2 separate regions of the Homo sapiens genome follow, and region 2 is linked to region 1. A link is a loop called in an ENCODE intact Hi-C map of the cell type or tissue named here. Cell type or tissue: PC-3. All regions are shown on one strand. Each heading gives the region's core, and the rest is flanking DNA. Links, peaks and the distances in the headings are about the cores only. Region 1 has its middle 4.9 kb from the start of LINC01672. Region 2 has its middle 14 kb from the start of CAMTA1-DT.

Evidence for each region. Hi-C counts contacts between places; a loop is a spot of excess contacts. Peaks named below come from ENCODE experiments on the same cell type or tissue, not always from the same donor. Only the 100,000 strongest peaks of a DNase experiment are listed, where the experiment ranks them.
Region 2: a loop joins it to region 1, with 9 times the contacts of the local background. A loop is called at or near these places in 37 of 110 quality-filtered maps.

Annotation. Positions count from the first base shown.
Region 1 is chr1:6,715,615-6,724,131 of GRCh38, reverse strand. No RefSeq gene overlaps it. Among named protein-coding and RNA genes, the nearest start is that of LINC01672, 4.9 kb to the left of the region's middle. In PC-3, for the core only: a CTCF peak has its summit at 3,966 (motif pointing left); a DNase peak (open chromatin) is centred at 3,941; H3K27me3 peaks cover 1,512 bases.
Region 2 is chr1:6,766,917-6,775,433 of GRCh38, reverse strand. No RefSeq gene overlaps it. Among named protein-coding and RNA genes, the nearest start is that of CAMTA1-DT, 14 kb to the left of the region's middle. In PC-3, for the core only: no CTCF peak of the experiment used is centred there; a DNase peak (open chromatin) is centred at 4,493; H3K4me3 peaks cover 334 bases.

The sequences.
Region 1 (8,517 bases), core at 154-8,153:
CGTGAGCCAATTTAACCTCTTTTCTTTATAAATGACCCAGTCTCAGGTAGTTCTTTATAGCAATGCAAGAACAGACGAATACAGAGCCATGCCCAGAGCTATTGTTAGGGAGAATGACTCTCTCCGGATGCCCTAGGATGGATGTTTGTGGCCCACTCCTACCAGAGTTGATTCTGACGATCTAGCTGGCTGAGTAACCCTTCCAAAAACTGCTTTACCCTTATGTTTTCTTTTCTCAAGAAAAAAAGTGTTGTTCAACCAAGGGGAAAGCACTCTCTGTTGTAACCCAAGCATGCAGAGGCATGGGGTGGAGGAGCAGACGTCACCTAGAGTATTAGTTTCCTGAGCCTGCTGTAATAAACTTGGTAGCCTAAAACAATAGAAATTTATTTTCTTACCGCTCTGGAGGTCAGAAGTCCAAAATCTGGGTGTCAGTAGATCCACGCTCCCTTTGAAGACTGTAGGACAGACTCCTTCCTTGCTTCTTCTGGTATCGGTGACTTGTTGGCCTGTGGTTGCTTCACTCCAATCTCTGCCTCTGTCTTCTCATGGCCGTCTCCCCTGTGTCTGTGTCTCAAATCTGCCTCTACCTTTTTCTCATAAGGACACCTGTCAGTGGAGCTAGAGTCCATCCTCAATCCAGAATGATATCAAGATCCTTCATTACATCTGCAAAGACCCATTCTCGAAATACGGTCCCTTTCTCATGTTCTGGGGGTTAGGACTTGGACATCACTTTTGGGAGCCACGATTCAACCCACTATACCCATATAACAGGAGACTTTGCCGTGGCAACTATAAAAATTCACATTCCATTTTGGGAGGCTGAGGTGGCAGATCACGAGGTCAGGAGACCTTCCTGGCTAACACGGTGAAACCCTGTCTCTACTAAAAATACAAAAAAAATTAGCCGGGCGTGGTGGCACACGCCTGTAATCCCAGCTACTCAGGAGGCTGAGGCAGGAGAATTGCTTGAACCCAGGAGGCGGAGGTTGCAGTGAGCCAAGATCGTGCCACTGCACTCCAGCCTGGGCGACAGAGCAAGATTCTGTCTCAAAAAAAAAAAAAAAAAAAAAAAAATTCACATTCTGAGCACCAAATGGGAAACCCCGTAGGTCTTGAAGCTTTGGCCAATTTCGGAAAAATTGCATGAGCAGTTCCTACCACTCCAAGACCTGGGCACGGCAGGGAATCTGGGGCGTTGCCATGGTGATTCTAAACCTTGAAACTTTTGTCTTTTCATATTGTTTGCAAGGAACTAGTTACTCAAACCTCATATGAAATGCAGGAATCCAACAGATAGGCTGTTTCTAGAGTAAGCTCATTGCTTGGAGTGAGAACTCCCCTCTGCCTTCATTGAAGAAACAGCACCTGTGACGTTCTTGGGATTCTCCCCAATGACCACCATACTAGGCTTAGCAACAACCTTAAACTTTCAATATAATCAGACATACCTGAGAGTGAGGAGGACAGACGAGGTAGAAGAGAAATGCTCCAACACAGCCCTCCACCACTCCTATTCAGAAGAAATTTTGAAAATGCTTGAAGGAGGCCAGGCACAATGGCTCATGCCTATAAGTCCCAGCATTTATAGAGGCTGAGGCAGGTGGATTACTTGAGCTCAGAAGTTCGAGGTCAGCCTGGACAACATGGTGAGAACCCGTCTCTATAATTAAAAAAAAAAAAGAGGCCGGGCACTGTGGCTCAAGCCTGTAATCCCAGCACTTCGGGAGGCCAAGGCAGGTGGATCACCTGAGGTCAGGAGTTCGAAACCAGCCTGGCCAACATGACAAAACCCCATCTCTATTAAAAATACAAAAATTATCTGGGTGTTGTGGTGTGTGCCTGTAATCCCAGCTACACAGGAGACTGAGGCAGGAGAATTGCTTGAACCCAGGAGGCAGAGGTTGCAGTGAGCCAAGATCGTGCCACTGCACTCCAGCCTGGGCCACAGAGCGAGACTCCGTCTCAAAAAATAAATAAATAAATAATAAAAATAAATTTTAAAAAAGAAAGAAAATGCTTGAGGCTGGGTGTGGTGGCTCACACCTGTAATCCCAGTAACATGGGAGGCCCGAGGTGGGAGAGGATCACTTAAGGCCAGGAGTTCAAGACCAGCTGCAGCAACCTAGTGAGACCTCATCTTTATTTAAAAATTAAAAAATTTAAAAACAAAACTCTTGACTCTACTAAGATACTGTTGGTAACACGGACAGTGAGTGAAAAGCCTCTGTATGAACAGCTTATCATGATTGGCATGACTCTGCCACCCACATCTGTATTTATAAGCAGCTACAGAGGGCCAGGTGGCAGGTGAAAGCTTGTTTCTCCAGGAAACAACAAACTCAGAGAAGCCGTGGCTTTTGTTGAATCTTCCTGGAACTGTCATGCAGGAAAGCCTGGGAAAGGGAAGATTTGGGTAAGTTCATCAGAGTTTCAGTCTGGACAGGATTTTGGCTGCAGATTCTCTTGGTAATTTCCTTTTACATGAGGTAAAAACGTGAGTGACTTTCCTCATGTTAATACATCCATCACCTTCTAGATCCAGCATCCTGCTTCCAGTAGCGTGCTGGGGCCTCCTGTAGCATGCTGGGGCCTGAACACATGGTCTGACTTCGCAGTCATGGCACTGAACCCCTGAGAACCTACCAAAAAGGAGGGTGCAGAGGAAAACCCTCTCCTTGATGGTGTCCCGCATGGCAGAAACAGGCTTTGCTCCTGGAATACTTTCAGGCCCAGGATCATCTTCACAATGAAAAACCAAGACTAGGCCCGGGCGTGGTGGCCCATGCCTGTAATCCCAGCAATTTGGGTGGCCAAGGCAGGCGGATGGCTTGAGCCTAGGAGTTTGAGACCAGCCTGGCCAACATAGCAAGACCTTGTCTCCACACAAAATGCAAAAATTAGCCAGGCGTGGAGGCATGTGCCTGTAGTCCCAGCTACTCAGGAGGCTGAGATGGGAGGATTGCTTGAGCCCAGGAGGTGGAGGCTACAGTGAGCCAAGATCACACCATTGCACTCCAGCCTGACAGAGTGACAGAGACACTGTCTCAAAATAAAAAAATACAAAAAGATAAACCAGGACTGGGAAAACAGAACTAAGGTGGTATGCCCACTTATTGTGAGCCTTCTGGAAGGAGGTCGTGCACTTTTGAAAAGAACCAGAGAGGCCAGGCGTGGTGGCTCATGCCTGTAATCCCAGCACTTTGGGAGGCTGAGGCGGACAGATCACCTGAGGTCAGGAGTTCAAGACCAGCCTGGCTAACATGGTGAAACCCTGTTTCTACTTTAAAAAAAAAAATACAAAAAACATAGCCAGGGCCGGGCACGGTGGCTCACGCCTGTAATCCCAGTACTTTGGGAGGCTGAAGCAGGTGGATCACAAGGTCAGGAGTTCAAGACCAGCCTGGCCAACATAGTGAAACCCCGTCTCTACTGAAAATACATAAAATTAGCCAGGCGTGGTGGCGGGCACCTGTGATCCCAGCTACTCGAGAGGCTGAGGCAGAAGAATCGCTTGAACCCGGGAGGCAGAGGTTGCAGCGAGCCAAGATCACGCCATTGCACTCCAGCCCGGATGACAGTGTGAGACTCTGTCTCAAAAAAAAATTAGCCAGACGCGGTGGTGCACGCCTGTAATCCCAGCGACTAGGGAGGCTGAGGCTGGAGAATTGCTTGAACCCGGGAGGCGGAGGTTGCAGTGAGCCAAGATTGCGCCATTGCACTCTAGCTTGGGCAACAAAAGCAAAATTCTGTCTCAAAAAAAAAAAAAAAAAAAAATGAAAAGAAAAAGAGAAAAGAACCAGAGAATCAAACACATTGTCCACAAAACAGCCCTGCTTCTGCACAAGCAGGTGATGGGGGCGCCATTTTCCTGAAACATCCCCCTTCCTATTCTAAACCTTCAAGTGCAGTCTCTTTGTACGCTTCTGTTCATTGGGACCACAAGTCTGCCCTCTGCTGGTTAAGGGACATGCAAGCATTATTACAACTGGGAAGGGGACCAGTGCTGTGGCCCCTTAACCGACATTTTTCCCAGAGGGGCAGTGATGTAGGCAGTAATGTACTTACCTCCTAACTCATAGAGACTTTATCTTAAGAGTCAGAGCTGTTGAGTGGCCGATAAAACATTCTCTACCTTCATGGGTCACAGATAACATCTACACGCCGCATATCCCAGGGAATTCTAAAATCAAGCTGGTGTTATCACACCTATGGCTAAAAGTCCTCTGAAACATCATCATATAAGTTAATCTCAAAGAGAAAACATAAATAAACCAAGGAAACATAAAAACAGTCATTGAAAGATACAAACCTGAGTCTGAATCCTGGTCTTTCTATTTACTAGCTCCGTGAGCTGGAACGAGTACTCAACCTCTTTTTTTTTTTTTTTTTTTTTTTTTTTTGAGACACGGTCTGAACTCTGCTTCCTAGGCTGGAGTGCAGTGGGGCGATCTCAGCTTACTGCAACCTCCGCCTCCTGAGCTCAAGGGATCCTCCCATCTCAGCCTCCCAAGTAGCTGAGACTACACACAAGCACCACCACGCCTGGCTAAGTTTGTATTTTTTGTAGAGACGGGGTTTTGCCATGTTTCCCAGACTTGTCTCAAACTCCTGGGCTTGAGCGATCTGTCCATCTCAGCCTCCGAAAGTGCTGGGATTACAGGCATAAGCCACTTCGCACTGTTATTCAACTTCTCTAAACCCCAGTTTCCTCAACTGTAAAATGAGGCTGTCTATAATTACATCAGATAATTGTTGAAAAGATTAAATGAGATCATTAATCAGGTAGCACAGTGCAGTATCTGGCACATTGTAAGCATTCTTTAAATCAGGGGTGTCCCGTCTTTTGGCTTCCCTGGGCCACATTGTTAGGATTGTCTTGGGCCACACATAAAATATACTAAACACTAACAATAGCTGATGTGCTTCAGCAAAAAAAAAAAAAAGGCCAGGCACCGTAATTTACAGCTGTAATCCCAGCACTTTGGGAGGCCGAGGCAGGCAGATTACCTGAGGTCAGGAGTTCAAGACCAGCCTGGCCAAGATGGTGAAACCCCATCTCTACTAAAAATACAAAAATTAGCCGGGCGTGGTGGCACATGCCTGTAGTCCCAGCTATTCAGGAGGCTAAGGCAGGAGCATCACTTGAACCCAGGAGGCAGAGATTGCAGTGAGCCAAGATCATGCCACTGCACTCCAGCCTGGGCAACAGAGTGAGATTCCGTCAAAAAAAAAGCAAAGACATCTCATAATGTTTTAAGAAAGTTTACAAATTTGTGTTGGACCACATTCAAAATCGTCCTGGGCTGCATGCAACCCACGGGCCACGGGTTGGACAAGCTTGCTTTAAATGTTAGCTTAAATATTTTTCTCTTTCAATTCATTTTATTCTAGAAGCTAGAAATCTTTGCTCACAGTGGCGCAGTAGGAAAAGCCAGTGTTGGAGAAGAGAAGTGTGTATTGAGACCGACAGCTTCATCACCTGTGGTCCTCAACCAGGGGCAATTTTGTGTGCCCAGGGGGTTTTGGCAATGTCTGGAGACATTTTTTGGCTGCCACACCCGGGGACTGGTGCTGCTAGAATCTGATGAGTAGAAGCCAGGCATGCTGCTAAATAGCCTTCAATGCATAGATCAGTTCCTACAACAAGGACTTATCCAGCCCAAAATGTCAATAGTGCTGAGATTGGGAACCCTCTCCCGGCCTCACGAGAAGCGTCTTCAGCTTTAACACTGAAGACCTGAGTCCTTGGCCAGCCACTGTATACAATCAAAGCTGTGCTTCTCTAAAGTTGAAAACTCATTTAGTAATGCCAGCTGTGAGCACTGTGAACAGGTATGGCACTAAGCAATGGTGACTCTGCTGAGTTCCAGAACTTTCTATCTCTTACTAACCAGTAGCATTTCTGCTTACAGCTTGGCTTTCCAGATGACAATAAAAATAGAAGCAAAGTATCTGGATTAAAAAGCCACCCAAAGTCAAGGGGTCAAGGCTCCATATATATATATATTTTTTAATCATAATACACATAAAACTTACCATCTTAACCATTTTTAAGTGTACAGTTCAGTAACACTAAGTACATTCACATTGTTGTGAAATCAATATCCAGAACTCTCATCTTGCAAAACTGAAACCCTATACCCATTAGACAAGAACACCTCCATTTTCCACCCCAAGGACTCTCAATATTTTCATAAGATAAAATACTCACAGAAAAACAAATTGAAACAAAACAAAACACAAACCGACCAACAAAAACCCAGAAGGTTTTTTGTTTGTTTGTTTTTTTTTTTTTGAGACAGAGTCTTGTTTTGTCACCCAGGCTGGAGTGCAATGGTGCCACCACAGCCCACTGTAGCCTCAACCTCCAGGACTCAAGCGATCGTCTCACCTCAGCCTCCCAAGTAGCTGGGACTACAGGCATGTGCCACCACACCCGGCTAATTTTTAAACATTTTTTGTAGAGATGGGGTCTCACTATGTTACTCAGGCTGGTCTCAAATTCCTGGGCTCAAGCTTCCTGAGTAGCTGGGATTACAGGTGCCCGCCACCATGGCCGGCTAATTTTCATATTTTTAGTAGAGGCGAGGTTTCACTATGTTGGCCAGGCTGGTCTCGAACTCCTGACCTCATGTATTCCGCCCACCTCGGCCTCCCAAAGTGCTGGGATTACAGGCGTGAGCCACCACGCCCAGCCACAAAATATTTTTTAAAATTATCTGGGCATGGTAGTGCACGCCTGTAGTCCCAGCTACTTGAGAGGCTGAGGTGGGAGGATTGCTTGAGCCCAGGATTTGGAGGCTGCAGTTAGCTATGATCATGCCACTGCACTCCAGCCTGGGTGACAGAGCAAGACCCAGTCACTAAAAATAAAAATTAAAAAATAAATAAATAAAAGGGGCCCTGGAGAGGTACCTCAGCCCTTCTGCCATATGAGGAAACAGAAGACAGACGTAAACCAAAAAGCCAGCCCTCACCAGACACCACATCTGCCAGCGCCATGGTCTTGGAGTTGTCCAGCCTCCAGAACTGTGAGGAATAAATGTCTGTTGTTGAAGCCACCCAATCTATAGTCTTTGGTTATGGCAGCCCAAACGGACTAAGACACGAAGCTTACCAAATGGCAGAGCCATGTGCTTCCCGAGATCAGCGATGCTGAGGAGAAGGCTGATCTACCCCAGTTCAGGAAGAGGGACTTAGGGCTTTCCTTGGCAATGTTCTGCTCCTGGGGGGTCCTTGGTACTCAAATCTGAACTCTGTTCCTCTGCCTATCAGTGAATGAAAACATCTCCTGGCTTCTCCACTTCCATCATTTTTTTGTTTCCAGCTCTTTCTCTCCTCCCCGTTTTAGCATACAGTAGTCCCCTCTTATTCACAGGGGATATGTTCCAAGATCCCCAGCGGATGCCTGAAGCCTCAGATAGTACCCATCCCTATGTATATTGTTTTTTCCTACAGACTACATGCCTATGATAAAGTTTAATTTATATATTAGGCACAGTAAGCAATTAACAATAAGTAATAATAAATAGGACAATTATAACAATGTGCCAGCATCACTACTCTTGCAAGTTGGGGCCAATGTTAAGTACTACAAGGGTTTCTTGAACACAAACACGGTGATACCATGACAGTAGCTCTGACAACCAAGATGGCTAAGTGACTAACCAGCAGGTAGAGCCTGGATGCGCTGGACAAAGGGAGGATTCACGTTGCAGACGGGATCAAGCTTACAGCGAGAGATCTCATCACGCTGCCCAGAATGGTGCACAGCTTAAAACTCATGGATTATCCCCTCTCCCTCTCCCCACGGTCTCCCTCTCCCTCTCCCTCTCCCCACGGTCTCCCTCTCCCTCTCTTTCCACGGTCTCCCTCTGATGCTGAGCCGAAGCTGGATGGTACTGCTGCCATCTCGGCTCACTGCAACCTCCCTGCCTGATTCTCCTGCCTCAGCTTGCGGAGTGCCTGTGATTGCAGGCACGCGCCGCCACGCCTGACTGGTTTTCGTATTTTTTTGGTGGTGACGGGGATTCGCTGTGTTGGCCGGGCTGGTCTCCAGCTCCTAACCGCGAGTGATCCGCCAGCCTCGGCCTCCCGAGGTGCCAGGATTGCAGACGGAGTCTCGTTCACTCAATGCTCAATGGTGCCCAGGCTGGAGTGCAGTGGCGTGATCTCGGCCCGCTACAACCTCCACCTCCCAGCAGCCTGCCTTGGCCTCCCAAAGTGCCGAGATTGCAGCCTCTGCCCGGCCCCCACCCCGTCTGGGAAGTGAGGAGCGTCTCCGCCTGGCCGCCCATTGTCTGGGATGTGAGGAGCCCCTCTGCCTGGCTGCCCAGTCTGGAAAGTGAGGAGCGTCTCTGCCCGGCGGCCATCCCATCTAGGAAGTGAGGAGCGCCTCTTCCCGGCCGCCATCACATCTGGGAAGTGAGGAGCGTCTCTGCCCGGCCGCCCATCGTCTGAGATGTGGGGAGCACCTCTGCCCTGCCGCCCCGTCCGGGATGTGAGGAGCAT
Region 2 (8,517 bases), core at 92-8,091, 51 kb before region 1:
CAGTGGAATCTAAAACCATGAGACTAGGCTGGGCACGGTGACTCATGCCTGTAATCCCAGCAATTTGGGAGGTGGAGGCCAGCGGATCACTTGAGGTCGGGAGTTCGAGACCAGCCTGGCCAACATGGCGAAACCCCTTCTCTACTAAAAATATAAAAATTAGCCAGGCATGGTGGCACGTGCCTGTAATCCCAGCTACTTGGGAGACTGAGGCACGAGAATCACTTGAACCCGGGAGGTGGAGGTTGCAGTGAGCTGAGATCGCGCCACTGCACTCTAGCCTGGGTGACAGATCAAGACTCCATCTCAAAAATAAATAAATAAATAAAACCATGAGACTAGATAAGATTTCCTAGGGGAGGGAGTATAATTCAATTTTACATTATCATAAAGTTTTTTGTTGTTTTTTTTTTTTTTGAGATGGAGTCTCGCTCTGTCACCCAGGCTGCAGTGCAGTGGCCCGATCTCAGCTCACTACAACCTCCGCCTCCCAGGCTCAAGCGATTCTTCGGCCTCAGCCTCCCAAGTAGCTGGGACTGCAGGCGCATGCCACCATGCCTGACTAATTTTTGTATTTTTAGTAGAGACGGGGTTTCACCATGTTGGCCAGGCTGGTCTCGAACTCCTGACCTCGTGAACCGCCTGCCTCAGCCTCCCAAGTGCTGGGATTACAGGCATGAGCCACCATGCCCGGCCTACCTCATCATAATTTTTAAGGAGATAAAAATCATGAGTCTCATACAAACATAAAGTGAGTACATGTAAGGAATTATCTCCAAAAAAAACAAAAAACAAAAACAAAAAAACTATCTTCAGTTATTTAATTAATGAGGAAACCAGTAAGATGTTAAAACTGAGTCAAATGAGAATTTGAAGAACAAAGGTATATTAAAGATAAACAAGAAAGTGTGCTAAAAGATGCAAAATTGATTCATATCCTATAATGCAATACAGTTTCATTCTGGGAGTATCTTTTTCTACAGGACAAAAATAGTTGCATCTATGGGCAAGAGTTGTCTGCACTGATCTCTGTTTTCCATTTCCACCTAGTCTATAGAAAGGCAATTTAAGGTGCTCACCCTTGTAGAATCAGATCCTCCCTGGAGGATCCTCTCGGCACTTCGCTGAAAGGTCACCCAGTAATCTCCCGTTCATTCCTAACCCTTGGACAACTTTTTCTGACATTGTCATTCAACATTATTGAGCACCTACGCAGTGACAGGCACCATCTGTGCTGTTAACGTATGAACAAAACACAGTTTCCTTCCCTCCTGGCGCTTACATTCTAGTGGGGAGAAATAAATATAATAAACAGGTTCTGTAGTATGTAAGAAGGCCATAGGTAGAATGGAAAAAATAAAAGTAGATAATTAGCAGGTTAAAAGGACCAGGAGTGCCAGAGTTGGGGAGGTGCGATTTTATTTTATTTTTTGAGACAGTGTGTTGCTCTGTCACCCAGGCTGGAGTGCAGTGGCACAACCACAGCTCACTGCAACCTCTGCATCCCTGGACTCAGATGATCCTCCCACCTCAGACTCCCAAGTGGCTGGGACTACAGGCGTGCACCACCACACTTGGCATACTTTTGTATTTTTTGTAAAGACAGGATTTTGCCATGTTGCTCAGGCTGATCTCGAACTCCTGGCCTCAAGCCATCCACCCACCTTGGGCTCCCAAAGTGCTGGGATTACAGGCGTGAGCCACCTCACCCAGCCTGGGAGGTGCAATTTTAAATAGGAATAGTCAGTATAAATGTCATCAAGAAATTGACATTTGAGGCCAGGCATGGTGGTTCATGCCTGTAACCCCAATGCTTTGTGAGGCTGATGGGGGAAGACCATTTGAGCCCAGGAGTTCAAGGGTATAGTGAGCTATGATTATGCCACTGCACTCTAGCCTGGCAACAGAGTGGGACCCTGTCTCAAAAAAAAAAAAAAAAACCCAAAAATGACGGGGCAGGGCTAGGCCCAGTAGTTCATGCCGTAATCCCAGCACTTTGGGGCCGAGGCAGAATAATCACTTGAGGCCATGAGTTCTAGATCAGTCTGGGCAACACAGCAAGATGTCACTACAAAAGAATATAAAAGATTAGCAAGGTGTGGTGGTGCGCACCTGTAGTCCCAGCTACTCAGGAAGCAAAGGCAGAAGGATCACTTGAAGCCAGGAGTTCGAGGGTGCAGTAAGCTATGATTGCGCCACTGCACTTCAGCCTGGGTGACAAAGCAAGACCCTGTCTCAAAAAAAAAAAAGAAGAAGAAGAAGAAAGAAATTGACATTTGAGCAGGCTGGAAGAAGGTGAAGGAGTTAGCCACGTGTATGGCACAATCTCAGCTCACTGTAACCTCTGCCTCCCAGGTTCAAGTGATCCTAGTGCGTCAGCCTCCAGAATAGCTGGGATTACAGGCACCCGCCACCACACTGGCTACTTTTTGTATTTTAGTGGAGACGGAGTTTCACCATGTTGGCCAGGCTGGTCTCGAACTCCTGACCTTAGGTGATCCACCCGCCTCAGCCTCCCAAAGTGCTGGGATTATAGGCGTGAGCCACTGCACCCAGCAAGATTTTAGAATTTTTAAAAGAGGGTTAATTTTTTGTAATTGATAAAGGGAAAAAATGTAAACAGAAAAATCTATATCATAGATTGAGTCAAAACCATCTGTTTTCCTGCCTATGACGTGTTCTTTCAAGTTCTAGGCATACTGGGATGCTGTGGGCATGAGATAAATGTTAAACCAGAAGAATGATTTTAACAATACTGATCTTTTTACCCTTTTGGAATGGAAATTGGCTCCTTTTTGATGGGAGGAGACGCCCATCTGCCTCGCTTTTCCACCCACAAAGAATCAGGCTGCCTATGTGACAATACTTAAAAGAAAAATTAAAATTTTAGTAGTAAATAGCAATTCAAAAATAGTTTTCTTGAAAGAGAATTTCCTAGCTGATGAAAGTGCTGCTCTTGAGTAGACCTGGAACTCCTGATTTCTAAAACTCTGCTGTAGTAAATGTATGAAAATGTAGTTTTGTTTCCCTGCTCTCTATCTGGAAGGGCAAAGGGGGTGCTGGGATTATTTCCATGTTAATTCAAGCAGCTGTGTAAAGCACAGCCTTAAGACTTGTGCAAAGATTCTCAAAGCACAATTTTCTTCAGTGACAAAAGATGTCTTTCTTTTTCCTCTTGTCAAACACAATCACTCCCAGATAAAGTCAATTTGCTCTTTTGCCTTCGAGTTGGGCTATTTCCTTTTGCCAGCTGACTAATGTTTTCTAGGGCAGGTTGGAATTAATCATTCAGCACCCTGAGATTTTTCAGGCCAGCCAGGGCTGAGGATTAGAAACAATAAAATTCACAGTTCGCCCTCTAACAAAAGGATCTCACACTTGGCCAGAAGTGGATCGTAGGCCTCCTTGGAAGGAACAGTACGGGAAATTTTACCAAATAGCCCAATCTTCATTCTCCAGATGTGCCAAATCTTGTTTACTTGTCACCTTCACCAGGCGTCTTGTGCTAATTTATTCCAGAAGTGGTGTGTGTTTCTCCCTTCCCCACGAGGTCTCACCATCAAGGCTGAGCACAATTCATTGTCTTATTTCTGAACCCTCTTGGGCCTCCTGGGAGCTTCACTGAAAAACGTCAAGCCCTCCCAAGCATATTTTCATTGCACCGGCTCAAAGCTCAGTGTTGATTCTCCATCCAGCCTCTTCAAGTGACCTGAAACGCCATGTTCTTTCCACCAGGGTGGTGCCTTAATTGGCCACTTTTGCAGAGCTGAGGTCGGTCTGCCTGTGCTCCAAAAAAAAAAAAACAGGTCACCTGCCCCTTTACGTCTGGAGCTTCAAGATCACAAGGCAGAATGTGGTCCCCGGCGCACACCCAGGAGCAGCAGGCTGGGACCAGCCAGTGCTTTTAGACGGGCCAGCCTGGGTGCTAGAACAGATGTCAAGGGATATTTGCTGCAAAGAGGCTCCAGAAATAACGTAAAATTGTTCTGTCCTTTTAAAAATGGAAAATGCCTTGGCAGGGTGATATATTATTTGCCTGGCTGCATTTTCTCTCTGTCTCAGTCAAGGCATGAAAAGTACTGGCACTTCTGCCTTTTCAAGCAGAGCTTGGTGTAACTGGACCACATCTAATGCCTGTACGATGCAAATGAAGATGGAAACTGTTGTTTCCTTTGATGTGTGTGACTAAATGCTCAAAGGGGATATTTTCTTTTCGAGCCTCCAGTGCATAGAGCCTCTTTAAAAATACCTGTTGGCTCCGTCTCCCCCTTGGCAACTGAAGCAATTCCTGCACTGGAGACAGCGGTTGGGTACAGTCATGATGAATGTCTTTCTCTGGGAAGAATACCCTTTCCGTGTTTGCAATGATTGTTAAAGTTCTGGAGGGAATTAAGAAGCGCGAAAGGCACGTTAATGATGGGTATCTGCAATGAGCCACTCAGACTTGCCTGAAAAAGTCCAGAGAGCACATTCTGAGAGCAAACTCAGGGAGGCGGATGAGTCACAGCTGGGATCCACAGCGGCTCCAGTACTCTCTGCAACCCAGTAGCCTAGAGGGCCTGGGAAGCCGCCGCCCAACACCCCCCAGGCATTGACCACTCAGCCTTACCCCTCATCCTCCCTGCCAAGAGGCAAAACAGTGCTAACAGCACTAGGAGAATCCGAGCTCTTCTCTGAATCTGGGTGGTCTCCGGAAGTACACATCCTAGGAAAGGAATAGTTCTGAGCGCTGTCAGAGCCCTGAGCCTCCAAACTGGCTATGCCAGGCACCTGGAACCACTTGCATACCTAGGGAAGCCTGATATGAACCCACCTCTGCCACTTTTTCTTGAATATCTTATCAAGCAAGGCAATCTACAAGAGAAGCTTGTGTTTAAAAGCAAGAACACAAAAGCAAAAAACCATTTGGAACCACCTGTAAGTCATGATTTGGATCATTAATTCATTTTATCTTTTTTTAAATTTATTTTTAGAGACAGGAGCTCACTCTGTCACCCAGGCTGGAGTGCAGTGGCGCAATCGCAGTTCACTGAAGCCTCAATCTCTGGGCACAAGTGATCCTCCAGCCTCAGCCTCCCGAGCAGCTGGGACTACAGGCGTGAGCCACTGCACCCAGCCAGTCCATTAATTTATTATTATTATTATTATTTTTTTGAGACAGAGTCTTGCTCTGTCGCCCAGGGTGGAGTGCAGTGGTGCGATCTCAGCTCACTGCAACCTCCGCCTCCCGGGTTCAAGCAATTCTCTTGCCTCAGCCTCCTGAGTAGCTGTGATTACGGGCACACCACCACTCACCATGCCTGGCTAATTTTTTTTTTTTTTTTTTTTTTTTTTTTTTTTGAGATGGAGTCTCACTCTGTCGCCCAGGCTGGAGTGCAGTGGCGCCATCTTGGCTCACTGCAAGCTCCACCTCCCAGGTTCACGCCATTCTCCTGCCTCAGCCTCCCGAGTAGCTGGGACTACAGGCGCCCGCCACCACGCCCGGCTAATTTTTTAATATTTTTAGTAGAGACAGGGTTTCACCTTGTGTTAGCCAGGATGGTCTTGATCTCCTGACCTCGTGATCCGCCCGCCTCGGCCTCCCAAAGTGCTGGGATTACAGGCATGAGCCACCGCGCCCGGCCATTTTTGTATATTTAGTAGAGATGGGGTTTCGCCATGTTGGCCAGGCTGGTCTCAAACTCCTGACCTCACGTGATCCACCTGCCTCAGCCTCCCAAAGTGCTGGGATTACAGGCATGAGCCATGGTGCCCACCCCCCATTAATTAATTTTTAATGTACCTTTTTTCTTTTTTTTGCCTGATAAATGTTTACCATATCTTACTTGGGGAGGACACTGAGGAGCCAGTCACTTTGGAGGTGGGATATTAGACAGTAGCTCCATGATGTGACTTTGTCACAGTCAATGTTGTGTGCCTAGTGCTTAGATAGGACAGGCACATGACAGTGTGCAATAAATACTGAATGAACGAATGAATGAATGCCCAGTCCAGCCCTGTCCAAAGGAACCAGAGTGCTCTGGGAGTAGGACATTCACACAGAAGATAAAGGGACCAGGAGCAGTGGCTTATACATGTAATTCCAGCACTTTGGGAGGCCGAGGCAGGCGGATGGCTTGAGCCCAGGAGTTCAAGACTGCAGTAAGCTATGATCGCGCCACTGCACTCCAGCCTGGACGACACAGCAAGACTCTGTCTCAAAAAAATTTTTAAAAATTTAAAATTTAAAATAAATAGATAAAGAATTAAAAGTACCCCTTGGATGGATATTGTATGAGTTTGCACTGGCTGCCATGACAAAATATCACAGACTAGGGAGCTTCAACAACATGAATTTATTTTCTCACAGCCCTGGAGGCTGATAGTCTAAGATCAAGGTGCTGGCAAGTTTAGTTCTTATTTGTTGTTGCTGTTTTTTTTTTTAATTTTTAATTTTTTTTGAGATGGAGTTTCGCTCTTGTCACCCAGGCTGGTGTGCGGCGGCATGATATAGGCTCACTGCAGCCTCTGCCTCCCAGGCTCAAGCGATTCGCGTGGCCTCAGCCTCCTGAGTAGCTGGGGTTATAGGCACATGCCATCATGCGCGGCTAATTTTGTATTTTTAGTAGAGACGGGTTTCACCATGTTGGCCAGGCTGGTCTTGAACTCCTGACCTCAAGTGATCTGCCCACCTCGGCCTCCCAAAGTGCTGGGATGACAGGTGTGAGCCACCGCGCCCGGCTGCAAGTTTGGTTTTTAAAACAAAAGAGTACCAATTCCATTTCCTGCCACACCCATGAAGGTTACACACCCATGAAGGTTCTGACCATCAGCGAAATATTTAATGCAAGTATCTCTTCCATGTAAACCCTGCTGCAGTTAGTCCTTCAAGCTCCTGCATTTCTGTCTTCTTTAGTTTGCATGTATGGGCACGGCATTTATGAGTCTGTATCCTGAGAGGCAGTGTGACCAATTATCAGGACAGAGCAGCAGTGCTGTGTGTCCTCCTGGCTGCATCTTCACAAGCTGTGGCACCCGGGGCAGGGCACTCAGCATTGCTGATCACCAGGTTCTTCATCTTTAGAAGGGGCTGATGATTCCTATCCTGCCTTCCTCACCGTATCACTGGAATAATCTCATCAGTTCACGTGTCTGTCCTTCTTAAATCAGGGTGCACGTGCCTGCAGAGGGGTGTAAGCCTCAGGATAAACAAGGTGCACCTGCCTAGAGCATCTGTTTTAAACTATGATTTTTATATTAAAATAAGCACAAATGCATTGGGAAGCGGAATAGAAAGTTGGCATGAAATGCAAATAAAATTGAAGATTTCAAATTAATGTCCTTGCTGCAATCTGTGTGCTTCTCTCATTCCAGGTGCTTTGATAGGAAAGTTGGAGCAGTGCTGGTTATCTATGAAGACACATGAGGCTGCCCTCCATGTGCTCATGGAACAATTGCCAGGATCTAGCACAAAGTGGAAAAAAAAAAAAAAAAAAAAAAATCCAAGCACAAAACCAGGTGTTACCATTTGTTTTAGAAAAAAGCAGGGGAGGGGAGATATTTATAAATGCTTGTGAGTGCAGAGCATACCCTGGGCTGATACATAAGAAACCACAGGCCGAGTGCTATAGCTCACACAAGTAGTTTTAGCACTTTGGGATACCAAGGCAGGAGGATTACCTGAGCCCAGGAGTTTGAGAACAGCCTGGACAACATAGCGAAACCCCGTCTCTACAAAAAAAAAAAAAAAAAAAAGAATTATTAGCCAGGTGTGATGGTTTGCACCTGTAATCCTAACTACTCAGGAGGCTGAGATGGGAGAATCCCTTGAGCCCAGGAGTTTGAGGCTACAGAGAGCTGTGATCATGCCACTGCCCTCTAACATAGGTGACAGAGCAAGAACTTTTCTCAAAAAAAAAAAAAAGAAAAGAAACTGTTAAAGGAATAGTACGAATATATAGTACGAATAATAGGATGAAATGCACGTTAAAGGAGTTGTGTCTGAATTAAAGACCTGGGGGACAAGGAGACAGACACCAGATGGGAAGGAGGCATCTCACCACCAACCCTTCTGTACTATTTATTTTAACATGCATGAACTACGTATTTGTTAAATCTATCATTTTTAAAAGCAGTAGTTCTGCTTTTAGAATTAGTTATCATTGGCCGGGTACGGTGGCTCACATCTGTAATCCCAGCACTTTGGGAGGCCGAGGCAGGCAGATCACCTGAGTTCAAGACCAGCCTGGCCAACATAGTGAAACCCCTTCTCTACTAAAAATACAAAACAATTAGCCAGGTGTGGTGGTGGTCGCCTGTAATCCCAGCCACTCAGGAGGCTGAGGCAAGAGAATTGCTTGAACCCAGGAGTTGGAGGTTGCAGTGAGCCGAGATCGCACCATTGCACTCCAGCCTGGGCAACAGAGAGGGACTCCATCTCAGAAAAAAAAAAAAAAGTTATCCTTCAGGCTGGACACGGTGGCTCACACCTGAAATTCTAGCACTTTGGGAGGCCAATGCGGGCGGATGGCCTGAGCT